Linked DNA regions of Homo sapiens: region 1 is linked to region 2. Evidence: chromatin contacts called from ENCODE Hi-C or POLR2A ChIA-PET data. All regions are on one chromosome and are shown on one strand. Each heading gives the region's core, a stretch centred on a gene start or an enhancer-like site at or near the end of the contact. The rest is flanking DNA. Distances are from core to core; before and after follow the strand shown. Region 1 overlaps TAF8 (TATA-box binding protein associated factor 8). Region 2 holds the start of UBR2 (ubiquitin protein ligase E3 component n-recognin 2).

Region 1 (5,017 bases), core at 1,144-3,643, 490 kb after region 2:
AAATACAAAAATTAGCTGGGCGTGGTGGCTCACACCTGTAATCGCAACTCTTTGGGAGGCCAATGCGGGTGGATCACTTGAGGTCAGGAGTTCAAGACCAGCCTGGCCAACATGGCGAAACCCTATCTCTACTCAAAATACAAAAATTAGCCAGCATGGTGGCGCTTGCCTCTAGTCCCAGCTACTCGGGAGGCCAAGGCAGGAGAATCACTTGGACCCAGGGTTGCTGAGACTGCAGTGAGCTGAGATCACACCACTGCATTCCAGCCTGGGTGATAGAGTAAGACTCCATCTCAAAATAAAAAAAAAAATTCTCATTATTCTGTTCATATCTTCCTCAACCCAAACATCCAGTGAAAATAGGTCATCTTAATAAGACGGTTTGCCATGAAAATCATGTCCGATCACACCCTGCAGCCTCGGCTTGGCCATGAGGAGGTCACCCTCTTCTTCCCTTGAGTGGCTTTAACTCCCCGGGAGGGTGGAATCTGCGCCCCTGTACAAGCCAGGTTTCCTTCTCAGCTCAGGAGAGGGACCTAGAAAGAAGAGGAACCATGGAGCCTCCTGGTGTGGGCCCTGTCTGCTCTCCTTCTAGGGGAAAACTGCTCCAGTGCTGTGAGGGTTGGTCCCTAGACTGCAGGACACTCAACCACTAAGGAACAAGAGCTATGTACGGGAGCCAAGTAAGGACAGGAAAAGGGAGACTATTCCCTCTCACCAGAGTGGCTTTCCCCAAGGCTCCGCCCCACTGAGGAGACTCTTCCAAGAAGCAGAGAAGACCACCTCGGTGGGACAGTGAAGGCTCTCTGGACCCCAGCCTCCAACTCACTTCTTCCTGCGGATCTTGGGCTTCTTCACCGGCCGCAGATAAGGGTTATCGATGATGTTCTCCTCCCCATTCCGGCTACCCGACAAGGAGGGGTTCTGCTGCAGGACAGAGGTGTTCTCCTTCTCGGCTCCAGAATCCTCCTTTGAGCAAAAGCCAAAATAAAGCACAACATCAACAGCATAAGGAAAGAGATCATGCCTATAATTGGAATGACCATTAGCATCCTCTAATTGAGAAATTAGAACCTGGGAAGCACCTTCTTTCCAACATTCCTATCTCTGCCCCGATGAAGCGAGGACCAGGCAGGGGCTGGCTATGAAGGGAAGGCAAGACTAACAGCCTTGACCCAAGAGAGCACACAACAGAGTCCAGAGTTTTGAACCTCTGGAGAAGGCAGGGACAGGGGTTAGAAAGAACAGACACCTGGGAGGGACAGGAATCAAATTCAGATGCCTCAGGGAGGATGCCCGGCCAGGTGGGGAGATGAAGAAGAAAAGTGATCCTGGATGCCCTGCATGACTGGGAGATACAGGATCAGAACACATCATCTGCATAGCGCATCTCCTGGCCAAGCTAGATAGACTAAGTCAGAACAGATTTCTCCCTCAAATCCTCACATTTCTGGTACTTGCAACATGGTACCAACAATCACATCCCAGCACAGGCTAGAAACTTCTTGAGCCTTGAGGGTTCCACTAAGGGACGCAGAGCCAGCAGGTACCAGCACATGCACATCATTGGTAATGCCTATCTGCAACCTATGAGGCAGGGTTTGTTTGTTTGCCTGTTTGAGATGGAGTCTCCCTGTGTCACCCAGGCTGGAGTGCAGTGGCGTGATCTCGGCTCACTGCAGCCTCCGTCTCCGGGGTTCAAGCAATTCTCCTGCTTCAGCCTCCCAAGTAGCTGGGATTTCAGGCATGTGCCATGACGCCCGGCTAATTTTTGTATTTTTAGTAGAGACGGGGTTTTACCAGTTGGCCAGGCTAGTCTCGAACTCCGAGGCAGGGTTTTTTACTGTTCATTTTTTTTTTTTGAGATGGAGTCTTCTTCTGTTACCCAGGCTGGAGTGCAGTGGTGTGATCTCAGCTCACTGCAAGCTCCGCCTCTGGGTTCAAGAGATTCTCCTGCCTCAGCCTCCCAAGTAGCTGGGAGTACAGGTGCCTGCCACCACATCCCGCTAAGTTTTTTATTTTTAGTAGAGACGGGGTTTCACCATGTTAGCCAGGATGGTCTCGATCTCCTGACCTCATGATCTGCCAGCCTTGGCTTCCCAAAGTGCTGGGATTACAGGCGTGAGCCACCGCGCCCGGCCGCTTTACTGTTCATTTTTTGAGAAAAATGTGTTTTTTCAGAAAAGTTTGTAAGTTCACATGTAATCAGTATGATCAAAATTCTTAAAAAGTCACAGTTGTGTATAGACACAGAAAAAAAGGTAATATGCTGACATTTTAAAAACTGTTCTGGAAGTATGAGCAGTCAGTTATCCTGTCTTTATTCACAGCCTCCTTTATTTTCCACGTTTGGTCGGGCTGCGCCCCCTGGTGATGGGCCAAGGGGAAGAAGTTCTTCCACGGGGAAGAAGTCATTGAGATTCCTGTTCTGCAACTTGAGGCTAAAGAGGCCCTCACTGACCTCAAGCAGGAGAGGCTGCTGTCAAAACAGACAGAGGATGCCATGACCGGATGGCATGAAATAAATAGCAGGTTCCCCTGACAGGACAGCTGGCCTAGGGCATGGACACCAGTCTCAGGTTTAATGAGCCAGAAGAAACCAGATCACATCTAGGTTCCCCTGCGTGCCCTCTCCCTGTCCTATCAATTGTTCTCTTCAAAGACACAGTTCCATTGGCCCAGTATCAGGGCCTGTGTGTTTTCCCTCTCCAGCACCCAATCCAGTGGGACCACAAGGTGACCCAGAGCCACTGGGGCCTTCCAGAGACTCTTGAAAGCAAGTGCTGCAGGACCAACCTAGTTCAGGCCAGACCAGGTGCCGGAAAAAAGGTCTGCCCACAACCAGACCTCCCTTGGGTATCTGGCATCCAACCTTTCTGAAGTTCCTAATGGTACAAATGAGTAGTATCTCCTCGCTCCGTCCATCCTATCATTTCTCTACAGTAGACAGCCTATCTTCAAAGTTACTGGAAGCTCACTTCAACCGTGCCTTCAATGTTTTCTGAGATACACATGGAGGTAACACTGTTAGAGGTGCTGAAAACGCCAGCCTCAAGACACTGCTGGAGGGTCAAGAGGCTCCCTCCATTCGGCCCACCGTGGCTCACAAGAGCAGGACGGCAGGCTTCCTTCTCCCAAGCAGGCCTCATAGAAATGTCCCCTTCAGGGACAGGCAGCACTGAGATGGTTAGGGGTGGGGAAGTCAGCCAGTTAAAAAAAAAAAAAAAAAAGTAGGCCAGGCGTGGTGGCTCACGCCTGTAATCTAGCACTTTGGGAGGCCAAGGCAGGTGGATCACCTGAGGTGAAGAGTTCGAGATCAGCCTGGCCAACATGGTGAAACCCTGCCTCTACTAAAAATACAAAAAAATCAGCCGGGCATGGTGGTAGGCGCCTATAATCCCAGCTACTTGGGAGGCTGAGGCAAGACAGTCGCTTGAACCCGGGAGTTGGAGGTTGCAGTGAGCCGAGATTGTGCCACTGCACTCCAGCCTAGACGACAGAGTGGGACTCTGTCTCAAAAAAACAAAAAAGTAAAGTGTCAAACTGACCCAGAGATTTGTAAAAAAAAGTGGGAGCAGAATGGTCCGTCAGGAGCTCCCTGAATTGCCTGTGAGCTCTAGCAAGGCCTACACCCTCTGTGGTGACTGCATCCAGTCTCCCAGCTCTCAGTGCCATCTCTACGCCAACAGCTCCCTGGAGTACAATGCCAGCCCTAACCTCTCCCGACTTCCAGGCTCATGCAGCCAGCTGCTCACTCAGCATTTCCACTGGGGTATCAGGTAGGCAGTTCAGACTTCAGGCACCTAAGTCTGAATTGGGGACCTTCCCCTGTGGTGTAAACGGCGCTTCTCAGTCCCTCCCATCACAAGTGATGGCAACTCCATCCTTCTAATGGCTCGAGTCACAAACTCTGTGGTCATTCTTGCTTGTTTTCTTTCTTTTATTTTTAAACAGGGTCTCACTATGTTGCCCAAAACTGGACTCAAATTCCTGGGCTCAATCTTCCTGCCTCAGCTTCCCAAGTGACTGCAACTATGGGCATGCACCACCACACCTGGCACACTCCTTTTCCTTCACTGACATCCCATACCCAATCTGTTAGCACAGCCTCTTGGACTTACCTTCAAAATTCAGGCAGGCACTGACCACTTCCACCACCTCTGTGGCAACCACTCTACTTGGGCCCACCACTGCCTCTCGCCTAGGCTATAGCGACAGCTTCCTGACTGATCTCTCTAGTCCGTTCTTACCGAGCCATCAGAGTGGTGCTTTAAGAAGCTCAGAAACATCCCTCCTCTGCTCCACGCCCTCCCACAACTCCCATCTCTCTTAGTTAAAAGCCAGCTCTTAAAATAGCCTACAAGGCCCTACCCAATCTGACCCTCCCTCCCACAAGCCACTCACTATTCCACAGGGCCTTTGCACTGCCCATTCCCTCTGCCAGAACACTCTTCCCCAGATATCCACATGGCTCACTCCCTCACCCATTTCAAGCTCCTGCTCAGATATCCCCTTCTCAGTAATGCCTACTCCGAGCACCCCACTTAAAAACTGAAGACTCCTCCTCACCCTGGATCTTCCCCTACTGTTTTTCCCCCACACAGCACTTTCATTTCTGATATACTATGCAACGATTTAGTCATATATTGTGTTTGGTATCATTCTCCCACAGCCAAACTCTGCTCCTAAAAGGCAGAGGTTTTCTTTGTTTTTCTCACTGCTTTATCCCAAGCAGCCAGAAAAAATATCTGGCACATACTAGGTGCTAAATAAACACTGGTTGAGTGAGTGACTGGTATATTTTTCATAAAAGAGTAAAAGCTTAGATATCTGGGTTGGCTGCAGAGAGCAGCTGGTTCAAATGTGTGAGAAAAGAATCTATTATACATGAATTTAAATTATACATGAATTTAAAATGAATAGCTCCTTTATGTTCAAGTACATGGAGAAACTAGAACCAGGTTAAATAATGTACTGCCTAACAACAGACCTTGAGAGGTGCACTCTCATCAAGAGA
Region 2 (4,811 bases), core at 345-2,844:
CGCCACTGCACTCCAGCCTGGGCATCGAAAGCGAAACTCCGTCTCAAAAACAAAAACAAACAACAACAAAACACACCCAAACAAGCAAAGATTCAGCATTTAACAACGTATTTCTTTAAAGTCTTCACCTCTACTCCTGACATTTCTTTCTACCCGGACTTAATGTCCTCACCAATTCACGCAAAATAACTACTCACTGACCAACAGCTCCACAGTGCCCCCAATCCCAAATTTTGTTCGTAGCATTCAGATTGCTGACTTTTATTCACGGGTCACTCCCTTCCTAGCAGCCTTTTTAATTGGAGGTCTTAGAGGTGGGGCCCAAGCTGTCTTGGTCCATTCATAATCATTCTCGGCAATCTCTTCTAATGGGTGTTCCTACAACTCTGCTATTTACACTAGCATATTCATATTACAGTTTTAATGCAATAGTGCGTTTGAACGGTTTTACGTTTGGAATATAACTGCTCCTACTACACTGTGACCAGTTCTCACGTTTAGCTTATACAGTATTTGTTGAAAGCTGCTCTATCAACGTTATATAACATTTGTTCTCCATCCAATTACCCCTAACTCCTAGAAAAAATATTTTTAAAATTTCCCAGACTCCACGACTACTTTCTCATACTCAGTAAACTTTCCACACATGCATCAACGTTGTCAACTAATCAAACCGGTGCAAAAAAAAAAGATAGCACTGAAACGGATAACGAAGGGTAGTGTCGTTTGCCTTCTTGGTGCCTGGGGCAGTCCCAAAAACAAAAGAGGGGCTCGGTTAGGGTGGCATGTTTAGTCGGAGGAGCACACGGCTTCGCTTGTCTCAGGAAAAGCAATTAACTAGATAAACTAGGGCGATTATACCAAAAACACAAGAAGCGTCTCTTCTCCTCTTCCAAGAGCTGATATAAAGGGCAAAGGCCCATGTGTTGGGAGACTTAATGGGAGGCTGGGGGAAAGGAGGTATGATGGAAGAGCCGTGGGTTCTCCTGGGCAGAAAGGGAAAGTAAACGTAGTTAGTGCACAGCGCAGCTCTGGCAGCTGTTGAAAATGGAAAGAGAGGGGCAGGATCGGTGGCCTCCCCGGGCTATTACCCCACAAGGCGAGGGCCGGCACAGCTGTTTCCCCAAGTCTGGGTCGGGCTGCTCCAGGACGTCCAGGAGTCGGTTCCTCCCCACAGGCGCGGCCTGCGAGGGGCAGACGCACCCGCCCGGGTTCCGGCACTCACCCCCGCAATCTCCTCGGCCGAACATTCCAGCAAGCTCCGGTCGATGGCCTGCACCTCTGGCTCTAGCTCCGACGCCATCTTCTCTCCTCCTCCTCCCCAGCGCTACCGCCGCCCGGAGAGCTGCAGCCTCACCTCGGCCCCGGCGGCCTCGACTGCCACCCCTGCCCCAGGCAATCAGTCCCGGAGCCGTCCAAGTGGCTGCAGGTGGAGCAACAGAGGGAGAGAAGGGTGACGTGAACCGGAAAGGAAGGACAGCGGCCTCCTGCGCTCCCTCCCAAGCTTAGCGCCCAAGAGTCAAGTCACTGGCTCGTCCCTGACCCAGGGAAGGACACAGAAAACCCCAGGCCTGACACTCTCGCTGGCCACTACCGCGTCCTGCACCAGGAAAGGGGCAATAACACCCAGGAGGGGAAGCGGAGCTTTCTGGGTACTGTAGTTCTGGGTGCTGTAGGTACAGCACAGCCGGGAAAAAGGTGGCGCCCTAACACGGTGCCCCTCGAATGCATTGTGGGAGTTGTAGTCCATTCTCAAGGGGCGCTGGCTTAAATGGCAGATAAGCGGGCGGGGCTTTTCTGCCCAACGAGAATCATGGGAAGACAGTCGCGGAAAGCAGCGCCCCCTGGAAAAAAGCCAAAGAGAAAGATACTGTGGGAACTGTAGTTTTATTCTCCGAATCTCGTTTGTTCATTTTTGTATCCCCAGCTTCAAGAACACTGCCTGGCACATGGTAGACCCTCAAGGACTTGCCAGTCTGGCATAGGGTAGGCACTCAAATACTTGTCAAAGGAATGAATGAATTACATTCTATTCCTGTGGTTCTATGTCCTGTCATCCATCGAACCCATATCTTTTATACGAGTAATGGAGGTGAACATTACCCACTTTTTTGAAGGTTTAAAACATGTTTTAAAAAATTTTTCAAAAACTTTAGTGATGACCACTTATAAACTTTATCACAAATCTTGCTGCAAAGGAAAAAGAGTCTATTAGGCCAATTAAAAGATTTCCTCTTGATAGAGACATTTAATTTCTACAGATAATCAGACCAAGCTTGGTGGCTCATGCCTGTAATTCCAGCACTTTGGGAGGCCGAGGGGGGCAGACTACTTGAGCCCAGGAGTTTGAGACCAGTTTGGACAACATAGCGAGACCCTCTTGATAAAAATCAAAAAATTAGCCAGGTGTGGTGGCACGCCTGTAGTCCCAGCTACTCGGGAAGCTGAGGCAGGAGGATTGCTTGAGCCCAGGCAGTTGAGGCCATCGTGAGCTGTGATCAGCCCACTGCACTCCAGCCTGCGTGACACAGCTGAGACCCTGTATCAAAAAAGAAGGAAAAAAAAAAAAAAGAAATAGGTAAACATTGTTAGACTAGCTATCAAAGAAAACTATGTTTAGTTAAAGGTAATTAGACTCTTGACTGACAGCTGGGTGACTGGGCTTCTTAGAAGTCTTCAGTCTCTAGAGTTTGTCAGAAAATTGTTTATACCTTTTGTCAAGTGTGTTAATTTATTCCCAGAAGTAGGTTGTAAATTACATATAGGGGGGAAAAGTTCTGAGCCAGACCAGGTTTAGGACATGTTTATGTTTATGTTGTTTTGGGATTTTTTTTAAACCAATACTATGATATTAACCAGTTTTTTAAAAAAGGAAATAAGAAACTGCCTGTATCCCTGTAACCTCACAATACAAGTAAGCCTTCTTATCACTTTTTAAAAGTTATATATATATATACATATAAAACATCAGAAATTCAAACTCGAAAGGAATGTTTTAAAAAAGGAAAATTGAAAACTTCCTATTCCTCTTACCCCAAGTCCCTCTCCCCAAAGAAAATCATTTTTGACACTGTCTTATGAGTCTGTCCAGAAAAAAGTATGCACATATCTGTACAGATATTTATAATGAGATATCTTGAAATATTCTTCTATGTATTTTTCTTTTTTTGCCCAACTTCCTTACACTGATCCACTCAGGACAGAGTCAACTTGGAAGAAAACTGGGATTGTCCCAGCCTAGAAGCAAAAACAACATCTCTTGAGCTGTCCTAACATAGAATTTAAGTCGTTAATAGACTGTAAAGGCAATTTCTGTTCTTAACATTATTTGCTTCCTAACATTATTTGTTTCAGGCCGAGCATTGTGGCTCACACCTGTAATACCAAAACTTTGGGAGGCCAAGATTGGAGGATAACTTGAGGCCAGGAGTTTGAGACCAGCCTGGGCAACATAGCAAGACCCCATCTCTACAAAAAAATTTAAAAATTAGCCGAACATGGTGGCCCATGTCTGTAGTCCTAGCTACTTTGGGAGGCTGAGACAGGAAAGATCACTTGAGCCTAGGAGTTCAAGCCTGTAGTGAGCTATGACTGTATCACTGAACTCTAACCTGGGTGAAAGAATGAGAGCCTGACTCAAAAAAAAATTGTTTCCCTTGTGTGTCATAATTATGAATTTGGAGATCATCTTCACTTAGCATTAGTAGCATTAGCAGTGGGACTCTCCATGTATTAATACTTTCAAAATACTTTTTCATTTGCTTCTGCAAGGCCAGACAACCTAGAAAACATCGTATACTCAGGACCAGGCACTCTAGGAGTATCCTGTATCTAGGACCAATTGTACGTCAGTTTCTAGGCTTGAAGATTCCCTAATAGTATTAATTCAGTTGTGTGCCATTTCTCTGTCTATAATTTTTGTTTTTTTGAGACAGAGTCTCACTTTGTTGTCCAGGCTGGAGTGCAATGGTGCAATCTTGACTCACTGCAACCTCTGCCTCCCGGATTCAAGCGATTCTCCTACCTCAGCCTCCTAGGTAGCTGGGATTAGATGCGTTGGTGGTATAGTGGTGAGCATAGTTACCTTCTAAGTAGCTGGGATTATAGGCACGTACCATCATGCCTGACTAATTTTTGTATTTTTAGTAGAGACAGGGTTTCACCATGTTGGTCAGGCTGGTCTCAAACTCCTGACCTCAGGTGTTCCACCCACCTCAGCCTCCCAAAGTGCTGGGATTACAGGTGTGAACCACAGTGCCCGGCCTGTCTATGAATTTTTAAGGAGAGTTCTTTTTCCTACTCAGAGTCAAGGTAAAGAGCTTCTTTGTCATTTTTGTATGCCAGTTGGTGGGTTTTTTGTCTAGTCTACCCTTTCACTGATACGACATTCCTTTGAAAGCCCTGGCTTTATGTAGAGGATCTCAGTTGCAATTCCAATGTTTCTTTGACCCAGGGTCTTGTTTTCTGTTCCCATGGGGGCATTAAGAGCTAAGCCCCAACTTCCAGTTAAATGTGGCAGATTGAATACCTCATGACAGTAAAGGGAGAAAAAAAGAAAAGAAGAGAGGATGACAGCACCAAAATTTGGTGGAAAGCAAGTGGTTGAGAAGTAACTAAGAGAATGCTGAAACCTCCGCTAGCAGTAGAGACACTGAGTCAAGCTAATTAATATGCAGTACCCTGAAAGACTTAAAAATTTGAGGCACCATGTAACTCTGAAAGTGGGTGAAGACAATGCTAAAAGCAAGCTTATTGTTTGAAAGTCTGTATAGCAAGAAGTTAGATCTCACTTCCTACTCTGGAAGAAGACT

The links. A loop is a pair of places that touch in the nucleus more often than their neighbours do. ChIA-PET counts read pairs that join two places held with the same protein, here RNA polymerase II (POLR2A). Pooled maps may share reads with other maps.
Region 1: a pooled map shows a loop between it and region 2 (2.4-fold over the local background). The contact joins the enhancer-like site here to the promoter of UBR2 in region 2. A Hi-C loop is called at or near these places in 2 of 168 maps with a recorded cell type or tissue (esophagus squamous epithelium and heart right ventricle), 2 of 37 single-sample maps with no recorded cell type and 1 of 50 pooled maps. POLR2A ChIA-PET finds 5 or more read pairs at or near these places in 2 of 52 experiments (H1 and activated T-cell).

The regions. Positions count from the first base shown.
Region 1 is chr6:42,073,052-42,078,068 of GRCh38, reverse strand. TAF8 (TATA-box binding protein associated factor 8) reads right to left here. Exons shown (of 9, transcript NM_138572.3): 8 at 830-969; 9 at 1-536. The coding sequence ends at 524. Among named protein-coding and RNA genes, the nearest start is that of TAF8, 25 kb to the right of the region's middle. Within about 2 kb of position 2,393, at least 3 of the 41 ENCODE cell types and tissues checked have a DNase peak (open chromatin) inside an H3K27ac peak, as active enhancers do; they include heart right ventricle, where a contact is called at or near this core.
Region 2 is chr6:42,560,812-42,565,622 of GRCh38, reverse strand. It overlaps UBR2 (ubiquitin protein ligase E3 component n-recognin 2), which reads right to left and starts at 1,594. Exons shown (of 47, transcript NM_001363705.2): 1 at 1,226-1,594. The coding sequence starts at 1,303. RefSeq lists a silencer at 201-330 and enhancers at 1,363-1,882, 1,953-2,032.